Linked DNA regions of Homo sapiens: region 1 is linked to region 2. A link is an interaction called in ENCODE POLR2A ChIA-PET data of the cell type or tissue named here. Cell type or tissue: PC-3. All regions are shown on one strand. Each heading gives the region's core, and the rest is flanking DNA. Links, peaks and the distances in the headings are about the cores only.

The links. ChIA-PET counts read pairs that join two places held together with the same protein. Peaks named below come from ENCODE experiments on the same cell type or tissue, not always from the same donor. Only the 100,000 strongest peaks of a DNase experiment are listed, where the experiment ranks them.
Region 1: POLR2A ChIA-PET joins it to region 2 with 5 read pairs; 4 of 35 experiments call an interaction of 5 or more read pairs at or near these places.

The regions. Positions count from the first base shown.
Region 1 is chr3:197,261,262-197,265,657 of GRCh38, forward strand. The region is part of intron 4 of DLG1 (discs large MAGUK scaffold protein 1); the gene reads right to left. Among named protein-coding and RNA genes, the nearest start is that of MIR4797, 30 kb to the right of the region's middle. In PC-3, for the core only: no CTCF peak of the experiment used is centred there; no DNase peak of the experiment used is centred there.
Region 2 is chr3:197,419,857-197,424,252 of GRCh38, forward strand. It overlaps LOC105374308 (a long non-coding RNA gene), which reads right to left. Exons shown (of 5, transcript NR_189108.1): 4 at 1,124-1,222. Among named protein-coding and RNA genes, the nearest start is that of LINC02012, 88 kb to the right of the region's middle. In PC-3, for the core only: no CTCF peak of the experiment used is centred there; a DNase peak (open chromatin) is centred at 2,245; H3K27ac peaks cover 1,436 bases.

The DNA of each region.
Region 1 (4,396 bases), core at 229-4,228, 160 kb before region 2:
CACACTCCCCTATACAAATGCCATAGTGAAGTTAGCTACATGTGGTGGCCTGCGCCTGTAGTCCTAGCTACTTGGGAGGCTGAAACTGGACAATGGCTTGAGCCCAGGAGTTTGAGGATGCAGTGAGCTGTAATTGCAGCACTGCACTCCAGCCTGGGCAACAGGGTGAGATCCTGTCTGTAAAAACCTTTAAAATCCAAGAAATTTTCTAACAAATTTTTAATGCATAATAAGGAAGAGTATTATCTGCAATTTTTGTCCACAAAGTTTCCTCACAGTTTACAGATATTATGAATGACCTCAAGTTCAAACAACTGAACTGTTCCTACTTGCCTCTTATACCCCATTCCTCCTCCTAACATTTCAAATACACATGGACTGCACTAACAACTTTCAGACTAAACCACATTTCACTGTTAAGCGTTATGAAAAGGAGTTAATACATAGATACCATTTGGTAGAACCTATCAAATAGTAAGCATTATCAATGTTGTTATTACTATTATTAGTATGTATCAAATTACAGCCTTTTATTTAAAGCCTAACAGGGTATACTTGAGACAGGCCCAATGGGACTTTACCTTACTTTATCTAATGGGGCTGTTGTGTGAGGATTAAATAATATACACAGGGCACTTAGAATAATGCTGACTTGTTAGGTCAATAGTGGCAATAAATAGTGCAACAGTGCTCAGTAAATGCCAGCTACAGCTATAGATCTATTGTGGTATAATATGAAATATATTCGGTCTTTGTTTCTGTCAGAGTGCCTAAAACTCTTGGAAATTCCTAAGTAATGGGAAGGTCTTCTTTTGTTCATGACAAGCCCTTTGGATCACAGCTAATGCTAATGAGGTAACTTAAAGTGAGACCCCTAGAAAGCCTCAGGATGAGGCTCATCACCAGAAAGACCACGGGATTAGAGGATTAGAGGGTTAGAGGGCTGGAACTTTCAGCTCCACCCACCAACCTCCAGGAAAGGGGCAGGGGTTGGGGGCTGGAGATCAAGCTCTATAAAAACTCTTAACAACATGTGATGTGCTTTTGGGTTGGCAAAGGCAAGCTGGGAAGGCTGAGGACTCCAACTCTACCAGGATAGAAGCTCCTGCACTTGGGACCCTTCCAGACCTTGCCCTATGTATCTCTTTTTCTGGCTGTTCATCTGTATCCTTTATAACATCTTTTATAATAAACTAGTAAACGCATTTCCCTGAGTTCTGTAAGCCATCCTAGCAAATTAACCAAACCCAAGGAAGGGGTTGTGTGAACCCCAATTTAAAACTAGTCAGTCAGAAGCATAGGTCACAATCTACTATTTCCATCTAAATGGGGGCAGTCTTGTGGGGCTGAGCCCCCAACCTGTGGGATCTGACACTATACTTCAGAGACTACTACTATCTCCAAGTAGACACTGCCAGAACTGTATTTACGTAGAGACTACTACTACCTCCAAGCAGATAGTGTCAGAATTGAATTATAGGACACCCAGTAGGTGTCCACTGGAAAAGCTTCACCAAAAACCTCCTCACACATCTAGTCAGCACAGAAGTGTGCTGTGTTGAGAGCAGAGGGAAAAAATGGTTTTTCTCCTCTCAGACCTAAATACATATGTATGTAGCTATGTAAATGTCATCATGGGCCAACACATCCCTTATCCCATGCAGGATATAGCCTGGAAATTACATGCTCTGTTGAGTACTCCCTTTTCCCCACCCCACCCCTGCAATTATCATTTGCTCCCAACATGAAAGAGTAAAGCTCATATAAGGCTCAAGGCTCATAACTCCCTAAATAAAGTTTATCATTTTTAAGCAGAATACTGAAAACAATGGAAGTGATATCTAAGTACTGACTAGGCATTGCATTTTGCGAAGAAAAATAAGGAGGTATGTAAAACCCTTTACCTGGTTGCTCTCTTAGTATTCTGAAGTTTCTCTTGTGAAATTTTTATCACATCTAGAGTAGTCTAGCCCAGAGAGGGCAGGCATCCCTAAGTTTGGCAGACTTCATAATAGAAAAGGCTGAAAATCACTACGGCAAGTTAGAAATATCATTCAGCCTGTGTAACTTAAGCAGTCATTTTCTTCGGGGGGGTGGGAGGAGGGTCTCAACTTCCTCTTTTGTAAAATAAAAAAACTCAATGACTCCTAAGAGTCCTTGAATTTATACCATGCCTATGTTTCAGTTTTTAAATCCGTTGGATTCTAAGGTCCAACAGGACAAGACTCAAGAATGTCTCATGAGGCTGGGCATGGTAGCTCACACCTGTAATCCCAGCACTTTGGGAGGCCAAGGTGGGAGAATCACTTGAGGTCCGGAGTTCGAGACCAGCCTGGCCAACATGGTGAAATCCCATCTCTACTACAAATACAAAAATTAGCCAGGCGTGGTGGCGCATGCCTGTAATCCCAGCTACTCGGGAGGCTGAGGTGGGAGAATCACTTGAACACAGGAGGTGGACACTGCAGTGAGCCGAGATCTCACCACTGCACTCCAGGCTGGGCGACAAAGTGGGACTCCATCTCAAAAGAAAAAGAAAAAAAAGAAAAGAAATGTCTCAAATACCTACCACTTTATCCCCATCATCTTGGGGGATAGCAGGGTGACCACAATGTTTGCTGAATTAATGAGTGGCCTTTCTAATATTTAAACTATAGGTGATTACAAAATTGAAAACAGCCTGAAACAATCCTGAAAATTAGACATTCCATTTTCCCAGTAAAAATAGAAGTTTGCCAACTCAATTACAAACCTGTAAGAATAAGATGAAATAGTCAAATATCCAAATTAATCAGTTAACATATAATTACTTAACAACACATTAAAATAGTATGTCTAATATATTATTCCAGTCACATTTCAAAGAACAAATTTTAGTTAAACTCCTCACATTCATCTCCGATGTCTAGGGTCATCATAACCACAACCACTTTTTAATGATCTAATCTCTGTGACCTCAAACATCAGTTTTATACGGTTTAAGTTGTTTGAGATATGGCCCTTTCTGAACTACAACGTCACTTGACCATTTATCCCTAATTACTACTACAGATTGGGTATCCCTAATCCAAAAATCCACAATCCAAATGCTCCAAAATCCAAAATCTTTTAAGTGCCAGCATAACACTCAAAGACAATACTCGTTGGAGCATTTCAGATTTTGTTATCTTTTGTTTTTTGAGATGGAGTTTCACTCTTGTTACCCAGGCTGGAGTCCAATGGCACAATCTCAACTTACTGCAACCTTTGCCTCCCAGGTTCAAGCGATGATTCTCCTGCCTCAGCCTCCCGAGTAGCTGGGATTACAGATGCCTGCCACCACGCCCAGCTAATTTTTGTATCTTTAGTAGAGACGGGGTTTTGACATGTTGGCCAGGCTGGTCTCAAACTCCTGACCTCAGGCGATCCACCTGCCTCGGCCTCCCAAAGTGCTGGGATTACAAGGGTGAGCCACTGTGCCTAGCCACGTTCCAGATTTTGAATTTTCAGATCAGGGATATTCAACCAACAAGTATAATGCAAATATCAAAATCCAAATAAATCCAAAATCCAAAACGCTTCTGGTCCCAAGTATTTTGGATAAGGAACACTCAACTTGTAGTGCTCATTCACAGAAGAGGAAGCCACTTTCCCCTGTACTGTAGGCGTGTATTTATAACCTTCATGATGTAACTAACCCCTTACTATATTATTTTTTAATATACCTAATAATCCTTCAAAAAAGCTTGCATAGATCTAATACTTACAGGTTTTAAGGCTGTACTCAGGGAATGATTATTCAATTTGTGTTAAATTCTACACTAACTGCATCTTCTGTAAGTATCTGTAAGTACCCAACTGGCACTGAGTAAGGTACATTTCAAGCCTATGTGTTCTCTTCAGATGGTCATTTGCTGTTAAAAGTAATTTAGAAATCACCCTGTAATATGAGCTACTTTAGAAGGACTTGAAATATAAGCCTTTTGGGATGGCAACACTTCACCTAATAGGCACATAAGATAATTAACAGTATTTTAGAATACCAATGGCTTTCCATAAACAAGCAATTGCTGCCAACCATAATGGAATAAAAAAAAAGACTGACTTTCAGACACTGGACCCTGTGAGAAGAGAAACTAATGAGGTGAGTCCTGTAAATGCCCAGAAAAAGTTTCCTGGCTGTAGCAGAAGGGGGAAACTCAACGAAACCCAGCAGCCTTAAGTTGAGGAGAAAGCGTTGAGAATAAACAGAGCTAAAACTCACAGGTAAGAGTACCAGAAAGGAGAGAGCGGGACAGAAAAAGCTCCAGAGATCTGCAGAGTTCCCCTCGAGTCTTCAGATTAGTTTTGATCAGTACATGCATGTAAGGAAACTTCAAGGTGAGGAAAAAATCTTAGAAAGCAGCAAATGGAACAA
Region 2 (4,396 bases), core at 287-4,286:
TGACCTTCTCCTGGTCACCTCACTCCCCACATCCCCAAAGGAGGAAGTGCAGTGGACAGGTGTTGGCTGAGAGTCCAGAGGACCTGGATCAAGAGTCAGGAGGGTGGGCTTCTCTCTAATTGAACGTGTGGCTTGGAGTCAGTTCCTCTCCTTTTCTGGGCTTCAGTTTCCCCTTCTCTAGAAGAAGAATAGACTAGGTGGCCTCTCAAAGTCTTTACAGCTCTGATATTTTGTAATTTTATGTATCTAATGCTATAATTCCAAAGTATTAAAGAAAAGGGCAGTGCCCCATGGTTTGAGGGGCAGAGACTATAGCACAGATTGCACCAAACCCTGAATTTACCCAGCAGCCTTTGGCCCTGGAGGACCTAAGTGAGTTTCAGCCTGAAAACACTCAGTGTTTCCAATGCCAGACCCCAGCTGCACAAAATAGGAAAAATCTTGTTAGGAAATGACCACAGTCCCCTAGAGCTGTGGAAAACATTGCCTCAGACAAAAAGGACTTTTCCATTGGGAAAAAAAAATCAGCAGTATTGTGTCTGCTGATGCTGTCTGCCCAGGCGGTTCTCATCGAGTCCTGCCTACTCAGGTCCCTGGCTCTGGGGCAGTTCTTTTCCACTTCATGTTGGTCCTAATGGTAAATGCAGGTTGTTCTCCTCTTCTGGCCCCAACTGTCCCAGGAATCAGACTTGGAAGTCATTTTAAAATTCATCTTTGGACTGTCTGACTTTTCAATACTTCCTCCAGAGGCAAAAATCACAAAATGCTTTCACCGCAATGGGTCTCAGAAGTTATCTCGTGATACCTATTTAATCCCCTGTCTGTGGAGGAACATGACGTCCCAGGTAGGGAAGTGCATTGCTCAAGGTCACATAGAGAGGTCAGGGGACCTGGTCCTGAGCCCAGTTCAGGGTTCTTTCCATTTCCAAGCTGTCTCTAGCCACAGGGCCAATTCTCTTCTACCTTCCCACAGCAGATGTTTCCCAACCAACCAACTAGCCAACCAGCTAACCAACCTGCAAGTATTTCCTATAAGCCTTGGACTGTGCATTCTCTGATGCTCTGCTGTAAACGATTATTTTTTTACTGTTCCAAAATGCAGCAGTAAAGAGTAAGCACTCACCTTTGGGGGCAGAGCAGAACTGGCCTGCTTCTTTGAGTCCTGCTTCGATTTCTGGAGCTTAAACATAGTGTCCCATCATTCCTTGAAGACATGCAGCTGCTAAGAAAGAGTTGCATATTTGTAAGTGGGGGCCAGTGAGAGATGTCTGGTCAGACCCCAGTTCTGGGGCGGGGTGGCTTTGGTCTGAGTGGTGGTCAGACCTATGCAGGAAGCCGCACCAGGCAGAGAGGAGGCCTCGGCCCGCCCAGGTTCCCACCCAGGTGTCCACCCTGGTGCAGTCCCCTCTGTCTGCCACCACGAGGACCTCTTCCTGAGGTTCCAAAGTTGAGCCGAGTGTAGTCCTTGCCCAGTCGATGCTTTCTGGGCTCACTCTCTCAAAAAGGAAGTAGCCCCTTTTATTCTTAGACCACCACAGATGCAGACAAAGCCCGGATTTTAAAGAGGAAATTTCTACTAAAATAAAATAGAAAATAAACAAAACCTAGATAAGATTATATTTATAGACTATAATTTTCTAAATAAAATGTAAAATGCACATTTATGGTAGAAAACGTGGAAATATATGTTTTAAGAATTCATAAGCCCACCCATCGCCTAGCCCAGTGCCGCCTCTGACACGGTAGCAAGTAAGCATGCGCTGCTCCCGAGCATTGGAAATGCGGCTGATCTGAACGGAGATGCACTGTAAGTATAAAATATACACCGGAGTGGAAGATTTAGTTCAAAAAATGTAAAATATCTCATTAATACTTTCAAAAATACTCATTACATGCCTGAGATGATAACATTCTGGATATATTGGACAATACATAATTTTTTTTTTTTTTTAGAGTCCAGTGGCATGATCTTGGCTCACTGCAACATCTGCCTCCCAGGTTCAAGCAATTCTCCTACCTCAGACTCCCGAGTAGCTGGGATTACAGGCATCCGCCACCACACCCAGCTAATTTTTGTATCTTTAGTAGAGACAGGGTTTCGCCACGTTGGTCACGCGGTCTCAAACTCCTGACCTCAGATGATTCACCCGTCCTCGGCCTCCCAAAGTGCTGGGATTACAGGTGTGAGTCACTGCACCCATCCAGCCAACAAATATATTATTAAAATTAATTTGACCTGTTCCTTTTTACTGTTTTCAGAAGCTACTAAAAACCGTAAAATCATATATATGACTCACATCACATGTCTGTTGGACGGCCCTGACCAAGAGAAACCACGGATAACATTCTGGCGCACCTGCTCCATTGTGGGGTGTATGTATTTGACGAGTCTGGCTCCTGGTCAAACACCTATGTGTGATTTTTCAGGTCTGACTGCAAGCAATGGCAGAGGCTTGACCTGGCAGCCCTCCTGGGGAAGCTCCCCTCCCCACACCAGACCTGGTGCCCAGCCAGCACACAGGAGGCTCTGAGGGGAGTTAAGGACTCAGCCCTGCTATGCTATGCTCTTCACATATTTGCATTCCTAGCCCAGTGTCTTCATTCCTAAATCTCTTTCTCTGAGGCCTTCGGCTGAGGTTTTTTTTCAGGTGCCTCTTCCGAGGCCTCTTTACCAGGGGGAGGAGGGCGAACCCTGAAGACATGCTTCCCCACTCTGAATCAGCACCCAGGATTTTTCCACTCTACCCCACACCCCGACCCCAGGGTCCATAAAACTGCTGGAGCCTTTGGTTGGGGGCTCCCTCAACAGTGCAATGTCCGCCACATCTGCACGGATCCACCTGACCCTTGAACGGTGCACTGTTTCATGGGGAAAATGAAACAGGAGAGCCAGCGGCTTCTCTGGCTTTAGCCTCCTGTTTATATTAACACTGTTATAGCAAGTGATTAAAGGCTGCACTGTTACTTTTTTTTTTTTGGCTCATTCTTGCTGTGATGGGCTACTCTGACACCTGACAGCTCAGCTCTCTCTCCCAGCTTAGCAGAACTCCCAACAGTATTTTTTAAATTTTTTTGGGGGGGCTGGACAGAGTCTCACTCTGTTGCCCAGGCTTGAGGGCAATAGCGCAATCTTGGCTCACTGCAACCTCCACCTCCCAGGTTCAAGTGATTCTCCTGTGTCCGCCTCCTGAGTAGCTGGGATTACAGGCACCTGCCACCACGCCCAGCTAATTTTTGTAATTTTAGTAGAGATGGAATTTTGCCATATTGGCCAGGCTGGTCTTGAACTCCTGACCTCAAGTGATCCGCCTGCCTCAGCCTCCCAAAGTGCTGGGATTACAGGCATGAGCCACAGCGCCCAGCCCTCCCAACAGTATTTTTAAAAACAAAACAGTAATCATATTGAAATACAATTATATCTGTATCAGTCAGGATCCCAACAGGAGACAAATGGCACTGTCAAGTTAGGGTAACTCAGGGAGGTTTTATTTATAAAAAGCTAACTAATAATAAACTTAAGGTTGGAGTGTAGGAGAACGAAAAAAATAGCTCAGAACCTCAGGGCTGGCGGCGGCAGACCTATGACCATCCCTAAGTCCTAAGGGACCCGAGGAGGGATGGGCTCCCAGAACCAGGAAAGCGAGGCAGCTGTGCTTAGGACCCGAGGAGGGATGGGCTCCCAGAACCAGGAAAGAGAGGCAGCTGTGCTCAGGACCCGAGGAGGGATGGGCTCCCAGAACTAGGAAAGAGAGGCAGCTGTGCTCAGGACCCGAGGAGGGATGGGCTCCCAGAACCAGGAAAGAGAGGCAGCTGTGCGGAGCTGGGGGGCACTTAAAGGAAGAAAACGACCAGCCCAGGGCACGGGCATAGGAATGCAGCCAGGGAAATAAGCACCCTGGAGTCCCTTTTCTCCTTCCCCCTGATTTGCTAAGGCTCTTCATTGGCTGAATCCAGTCAGAAGCTGGAGGAGATGGAGTCCCTGTTGCCCTAGTCCTCTTTCAGTGCAGGAGGCAATGGAGGTGGCCGGAGATGGGAGTAGGAGGATGGGGTGAATCTATACAGGCAAAGAGCTGACTGTGACCAGCCTGGACAACACGTCGAAAACCCGTCTCTACTAAAAATACAAAAACTAGGCAGGTGTCGGGAGGCTGAGGCAGGAGAATCACTTGAACCCAGGAGGCGGAGGTTGCAGTGAGCCAAGATCGTGCCATGGCACTCCAGCTTGGGCGACAAGAGTGAAACCCCATCACAAAAATTAGCCAGGCATGGTGGCGCGCCTGTAATCCCAGCTACTTGGGACGATGGGGCAGGAGAATCACTTGAACCCAGGAGGTGGAGATTGCAGTGAGCCGAGATCGAGCCACTGCACTCCAGCCTGGGCGACAGAGCGACAGAG